2 separate regions of the Homo sapiens genome follow, and region 1 is linked to region 2. The links are chromatin contacts, found by Hi-C or POLR2A ChIA-PET in ENCODE. All regions are on one chromosome and are shown on one strand. The core of a region is the stretch at or near the end of the contact, and the rest is flanking DNA. Distances in the headings are between cores, read along the strand shown. Region 1 overlaps GNAL (G protein subunit alpha L). Region 2 overlaps GNAL (G protein subunit alpha L).

Region 1 (2,700 bases), core at 37-2,536, 66 kb after region 2:
AGAACCAAGCCAGCTGCATGTTAAGCTCTGTGTTATTAGCTAATGAGTCATATATTACTTTGTTGTTGTTAACACTTTCACTTCTAATGTGAGTTTTCCGACCTTTTATTGGTAAATTACACCACAGAAATTCAAGTGAACTCATTACATAAGTAAATCTTAGCTTTGGTTCCAATAAATCTATATCCCCCATGGGACTGAATTAGAAAGTGCTTAACTACAGATTGAGTATCCCTTATCCGAAATGCTTGGGACCAAAAGTGTTTAAGATTTCTTGTTGTTGTTGTTTTTTGGAATAGTTGCATTATACTTACTAGTCCAGCATCCCTAATATGAAAATGCAAAGTGTCAAATGCTCCGACAAGCATTTCCTTCGAGCATCATGTCAGTGCTGAAAAAGTTTTGGATTTTGAAGCATTTTGGATTTTGTGTTTTTGGATTAGGGATGCTCAACCTGTACCTATATTTGTTTATCATTCTTTACAGATGGAATGAGGATACTGGTGTACTGAACTTTCTTGAATCCTATACATTTTTAGGAAGACGATGGTATTCTTTTAATTTAGCAACTTCTATGTTAGAGGCACTTTCATGTACTAGTGTATGTGAAATTTGTATGTTTATTTTTCCTTTTTTAGGTGGTTACGGACCATTTCTATCATCTTGTTCTTGAACAAACAAGATATGCTGGCAGAAAAAGTCTTGGCAGGGAAATCAAAAATTGAAGACTATTTCCCAGAATATGCAAATTATACTGTTCCTGAAGACGGTAAGATTTCAAAACACATTCTTATGATTGAGGAATAGAATTGTTTTATTAATAGTCCTGTAACTCTAATTCACATACCTCTGATGAATCAAAGAAATTCACTTTATTTAAATCAATTTTCTTTCTACTGCCCATATCCTAAAGTATTAGAGTGTTACAAGGTCCTATTTGTAATCGGATCCCATTTGTAAATGTTTCCGAGTTTGACTTTCCATTGAAACCGTGCAGCAGAAGAAAGAGCCATTTTGGGATGTGACTGTGTCATGCTGGTATGAGCTCTCCCTCTAGTGCCTTTGGCTGGGTGTGACATGACAGGTGCCTTGTTAGTCCTTGATACAGACCTTCTCACTTCACCCTCAGATGACCCTGCATGGTAGTTTCTATTATTTTTTCCCGTGGAAAGAGAGTCTGAGAGAGGAGAGATAGCGTGTTCAAAGCCACACGGGTAGAGTCATGCAGGCAAGGCAGTCCTTGCACCCTTTGTCCCCAAGCCCATGCTGGCAGCAGCCGCGCTTATCTGCTCCTGTCTCTAGCCTTGCTGTGGCTGCAGCCTTGGGGATTTCCAGCAGGGCCAGCAGCCATCCCAGGCCACCTGAGACTGAGGGGTTTCCGGGGCACGGGACCGTCAGTGCTAAAGCTGGGAAGGTAGACCAGGAAGAGTTGGTCACTCCGTTTCCAGTCGCTTACACTTCAGTTTCCAGTGAACACCAGGTCTACCAGAGGCTCATAGGAGTGATTTAAGGTGAAATAACACCGCTTCTTACATCTTGAATTCCAAACTAGAAAACGCAGAATAAAAGACACTTTCCTGGAAAATATAGTTAAGATTTGGAAAATTTATTTTTTATCCTCAATGAAGAGGGAAAAGAAAACTTGCATTTGTCATTAAACTTTTTTGCTCCTTATGTTCAATGTTCTTTTCTCCCTCATGGGAGAGGCATTATATAAGTATATTCATAGTAAAATCCTGACCCTTGTGGGGCCTTCCAACAAAATCCTACTGCTATCACCTGTGTCATAAAGACCCGAAAAAAATTCCTACTGCTACATATTTCCTTATAGGAATAAATAATAGACATTGGAAATGGGCCTGAGCACCAGCTCTGCCTGTGGTCTCACCAGACCCAGCTGCTTTCATGAGCCACCAGCAGTCTCCGCACCCGCCAGAGGGTCACTCAGCGTGAGGTCAAGGTCCAGGCTCTTCCTGAGACCAAATCAAGTGGAAATCTCATTGCAGTTCATCACTGCCTTGCTCTACCCGCAGCCTGATGATGTGCTTTCCAGGACTGAGGCCGGGTGCCGCTTGCCCATGGCACATCATCAGAGCATGGCTTCTGCTGCGCTTTCTGTGGCTGGCATTGCCAGTTTCCCAGCAAGCTGGGTCTTTAATTCTCCCGCTAACCGCCTCTTGCCACCTCCTGTCACTCAGCTCAGGCAGTGGCTCGGCGGCCGGGGGGTCCTTCCAACAGGGTCTGCCTCCCCAGGCCCTTCCCTCTTTCCCTCCTCATGGCTGTGGTCCAGGCCCTCACTCCTCTCGTCTCAGCAGCTGCCACAGCTTCCTGCCTGACCTCCTGTAGCTGGTCACTCACCTTTCCAGAACATTCTGTGAACTACCAAAGTCACCCTTCTGAGACACAACCTTACCTGCTTAGGAGCACCAAGGAGAAGCACCACCACTGGCTGACAGCCAAGGCCACCTGCCCAGCCGCGGGTGCTGAAGGGCTTCCGTCCAGGGGCTGAGGGGACCCTGGCTTGCTGCCTCGGTGCCAGGCCCAGTGACTGCTCTTCACCCAGCAGCATGCGTCATCTCCATCTGTGCCCTGCCTCTCCCAAGAGACTCACCCATCCCTGAGCATCTGCAGCACCTGCTGGAAGCCTGGGACCACCATCAACTCCAACGTCAACTCTCACTTAGCAATTAAAAGGAACTA
Region 2 (2,859 bases), core at 182-2,681:
CCTCACCCTTTTGAGTCTCCTGTGTCCATCATTCTACAGTCTATGTCCTGTATACTGATTATTTAGCTCCCACTTGTAAGTGAGAACATGTGGTGTTTGTTTTTCTGTTTCTGAATTGTTTTCCTTAAGATAGTGACCTCCAGTTCCCTCCATGTATCTGCAAAAGACATGATTTCACTTTTTTATGGCCAAAAAGTATTCTATTGCGTGTATATATACCACATCCAGTCATCCATGGGTGAGCACTTTGGTTGATTCCATATCTTTGCAATTGTGAATATCACTGTGATACACATATGAGTGTAGGTATCTTTTTGACATAATGATTTCTTTTCCTTTGGATATATACCTAGTAGTGAGATTGCAGGATAGAATGGTAGTTCTATTTTTGATTATTTGAGGAATCTCCATACTGTTTTCCATAGAAGTTGTGCTAATTTACATTCTTAAGAACAATGTATAAGTGTCCCTTTTCTCTCCATCCTCCCCAGCATGTTATTTTTTTGTCTTTTTAGTAATAGCCATTCTGACTGCTATAAGATGATATCTCACTGTGGTTTTAATTTGCATTTATCTGATGATTAGTTATGTTGAGCATTTTTTCATATGCTTGTTGGCCATTTGTATGTCTTCTTTTTAAAAGTGTCTATTCATGTCATTTGCCCACTTTTTAATGGGATTATTTGGGGGTTTTTGTAGAGTTGAGATTTTTATAAATTCTGGACATAGTCCCCTGTCAGATGCAGAGTTTGCAGATATTTTCACTCATTCTGCAGGTTGTCTGTTCACTCTGCTGATTATTTCTTTTGCTGTGCAGCAGCTTTTTAGTTTAATTAAGTCCCATTTGTCTATTTGTGTTTTCGTTGCATTTGCTGTTGAGGTCTTAGTCATGAATTCTTTGCCTAGACCAATGTCCAGAAGAGTTTTCCCTAGGTTTCCTTTTAGTATTTTTATAGTTTCAAGTCTTACAATTAAGCCTGTAATCCATCTTCAGTCGATTTTTGTATATAGTGAGAGATAGGTTACCCCTCTCAGGAACAGTGAGTATTAGAGGAAAAAGAATTCGAAGGAAGAAAGAAACTGTGTGCCCAGCATTGCGGCCCATTAACTGTCCTTCCACTTTGATATTCACATAGACGTCCTCCTGTTGAGGGAGGCTGGTGAAAGGGAAGCAGGGCTGAAGAATACCAAGGGCCTTCTCAATATTGTGAAGTACTCTTTTTTTTTTTTTTTTAACTTTTATCTTAAGTTCAGGGATAATTTGTTACACAGAAATGATTTGTTCTCATCATTTAGCTCACACTTATAGGTGAGAACATGTGTTATTTGGTATTCTGTTCTTGTGTTAGTTTGCTAAAAATAACCTGCAGCTCGAGCTCCTGACCTCAAGTGATCCGCCCGCCTCGGCCTCCCACAGTGCTGGTATTACAGGCGTGAGTCATCACAACTGGCCTGGCCAACATGGTGAAACCCCGTCTCTACTAAAAATACAAAAATTAGCCGGGCATGGTGGCGCACGCCTGTAGTTCCAGCTACTGGGGAGGCTGAGGCAGGAGAATTGCTTAAACCTGGGAGGCAGAGGTTGCAGTGAGTGGAGATTGTGCCAATACACTCCAGCCTGGGTGATAGAGCGAGACTCTGTCTCAAAAAAAAAAAAGAAAGAAAGAAAAGAACAACCTCCAGCTCTACATCCTCGCAAAGGACATGGTCTCATTCTTTTTACAGCTGCATAGTAATCATTGGATTGTTTTGAGCCCACCTGTAATGCGATTTGACTTATGGTTTCAACGATTCACTGGCTGCTGAGTGGAATGGACTGTGGTGAGAAGGGTGGGAACAGACCAGATAGGAGGCTGTGGCCATAACTGCGTGGACTAGATGATGATGGCTTCAGTCAGGAATTTAGCAGTGCGAGAATCAGAATCTGGATAGATTCTCAAGGTACAGCCAAGAGTATTTCCTTAAAGATCACAGGGATGTCTCCAAGGAGTTTGGCCTAAGCCGGGCCGTGGGGGGAAACCGCAGGTGGAGCAGGTTTGGGGAGGAAGATTAAGAGTTCTGTTTGGCACTTGCTGAGTTGTAGTTGCCTGTTGAATTCAAGCAGTGATGTCAGGCAGGCAATTGGATGTGCAAGTCCAGAATTCAGAGGAGAGGCCTAAGCTGGAGATGTCCATTTGGAGTCACTAGTATATTCATGGTGTGCATGCCACAAAGTGGAGATCGCCAAGGCAGTGAGCTTACATAGAGAGGGGGGCCCAGCACCAACCCTGGATCCCTCTAGGATTAGGAGGCTGTGGGAAGAGAGGGAGCCAGCAGTGAACCCTGAGCAAAAGTGGCCATGATGTCTTGAAGGCCAAGACAGTGTTTCACGGGGAGGGTGTAGTCAGCCCTGTCAGGTGCTAATGATGAGCCAGGTCAGATGAGGACCAAGGTCCCCTGAAAGCAGCCTGAATGTCATTGGTGACCCTCATCACACAGGAGAAACCACACTTCCTTGTCCAGCCCAGCCTTCTTTTTTTTTTTTTTTTAAAGACTTTGTTTGTCCCTACTCTACCCTCACAGGTCTTCTTACCCATTCCAGGACCATGATAAATATTTGCTGAGTGAATCGGTGAATGACAGGCCTTACTTTGGTTGAGTCACTCTGCAGGGAGTGGAAGGAATCGCCACTCTCCCCAGACTCTACTCTCCTCCAATCACTCACCCTGCACTCCAAGCTCCAAAGCAAAAGAGCGCCTCTGCCCGTTTTACTGCTGTCCCTCTTCCCTCACAGTGTGGCCCAGGAAGCTCAGAAAGTGGCTGTGGCTGGAGCAGAAGGCCAGGAAGAGGTACTAAGCCAGGCTTTGGGGCTTTCTTATT

The links. A loop is a pair of places that touch in the nucleus more often than their neighbours do. ChIA-PET counts read pairs that join two places held with the same protein, here RNA polymerase II (POLR2A). Pooled maps may share reads with other maps.
Region 1: a loop to region 2 is called in a map of gastrocnemius medialis, with 2.9 times the contacts of the local background. The contact joins two enhancer-like sites. A Hi-C loop is called at or near these places in 2 of 168 maps with a recorded cell type or tissue (PC-9 and gastrocnemius medialis) and 3 of 50 pooled maps. POLR2A ChIA-PET finds 5 or more read pairs at or near these places in 5 of 52 experiments (K562, T-cell, activated CD4-positive, alpha-beta T cell and 2 more).

The regions. Positions count from the first base shown.
Region 1 is chr18:11,871,630-11,874,329 of GRCh38, forward strand. It overlaps GNAL (G protein subunit alpha L), which reads left to right. Exons shown (of 12, transcript NM_182978.4): 10 at 639-769. Among named protein-coding and RNA genes, the nearest start is that of CHMP1B, 22 kb to the left of the region's middle. Within about 2 kb of position 1,287, at least 4 of the 41 ENCODE cell types and tissues checked have a DNase peak (open chromatin) inside an H3K27ac peak, as active enhancers do.
Region 2 is chr18:11,805,514-11,808,372 of GRCh38, forward strand. The region is part of intron 4 of GNAL (G protein subunit alpha L); the gene reads left to right. Among named protein-coding and RNA genes, the nearest start is that of CHMP1B, 44 kb to the right of the region's middle. Within about 2 kb of position 1,432, at least 5 of the 41 ENCODE cell types and tissues checked have a DNase peak (open chromatin) inside an H3K27ac peak, as active enhancers do.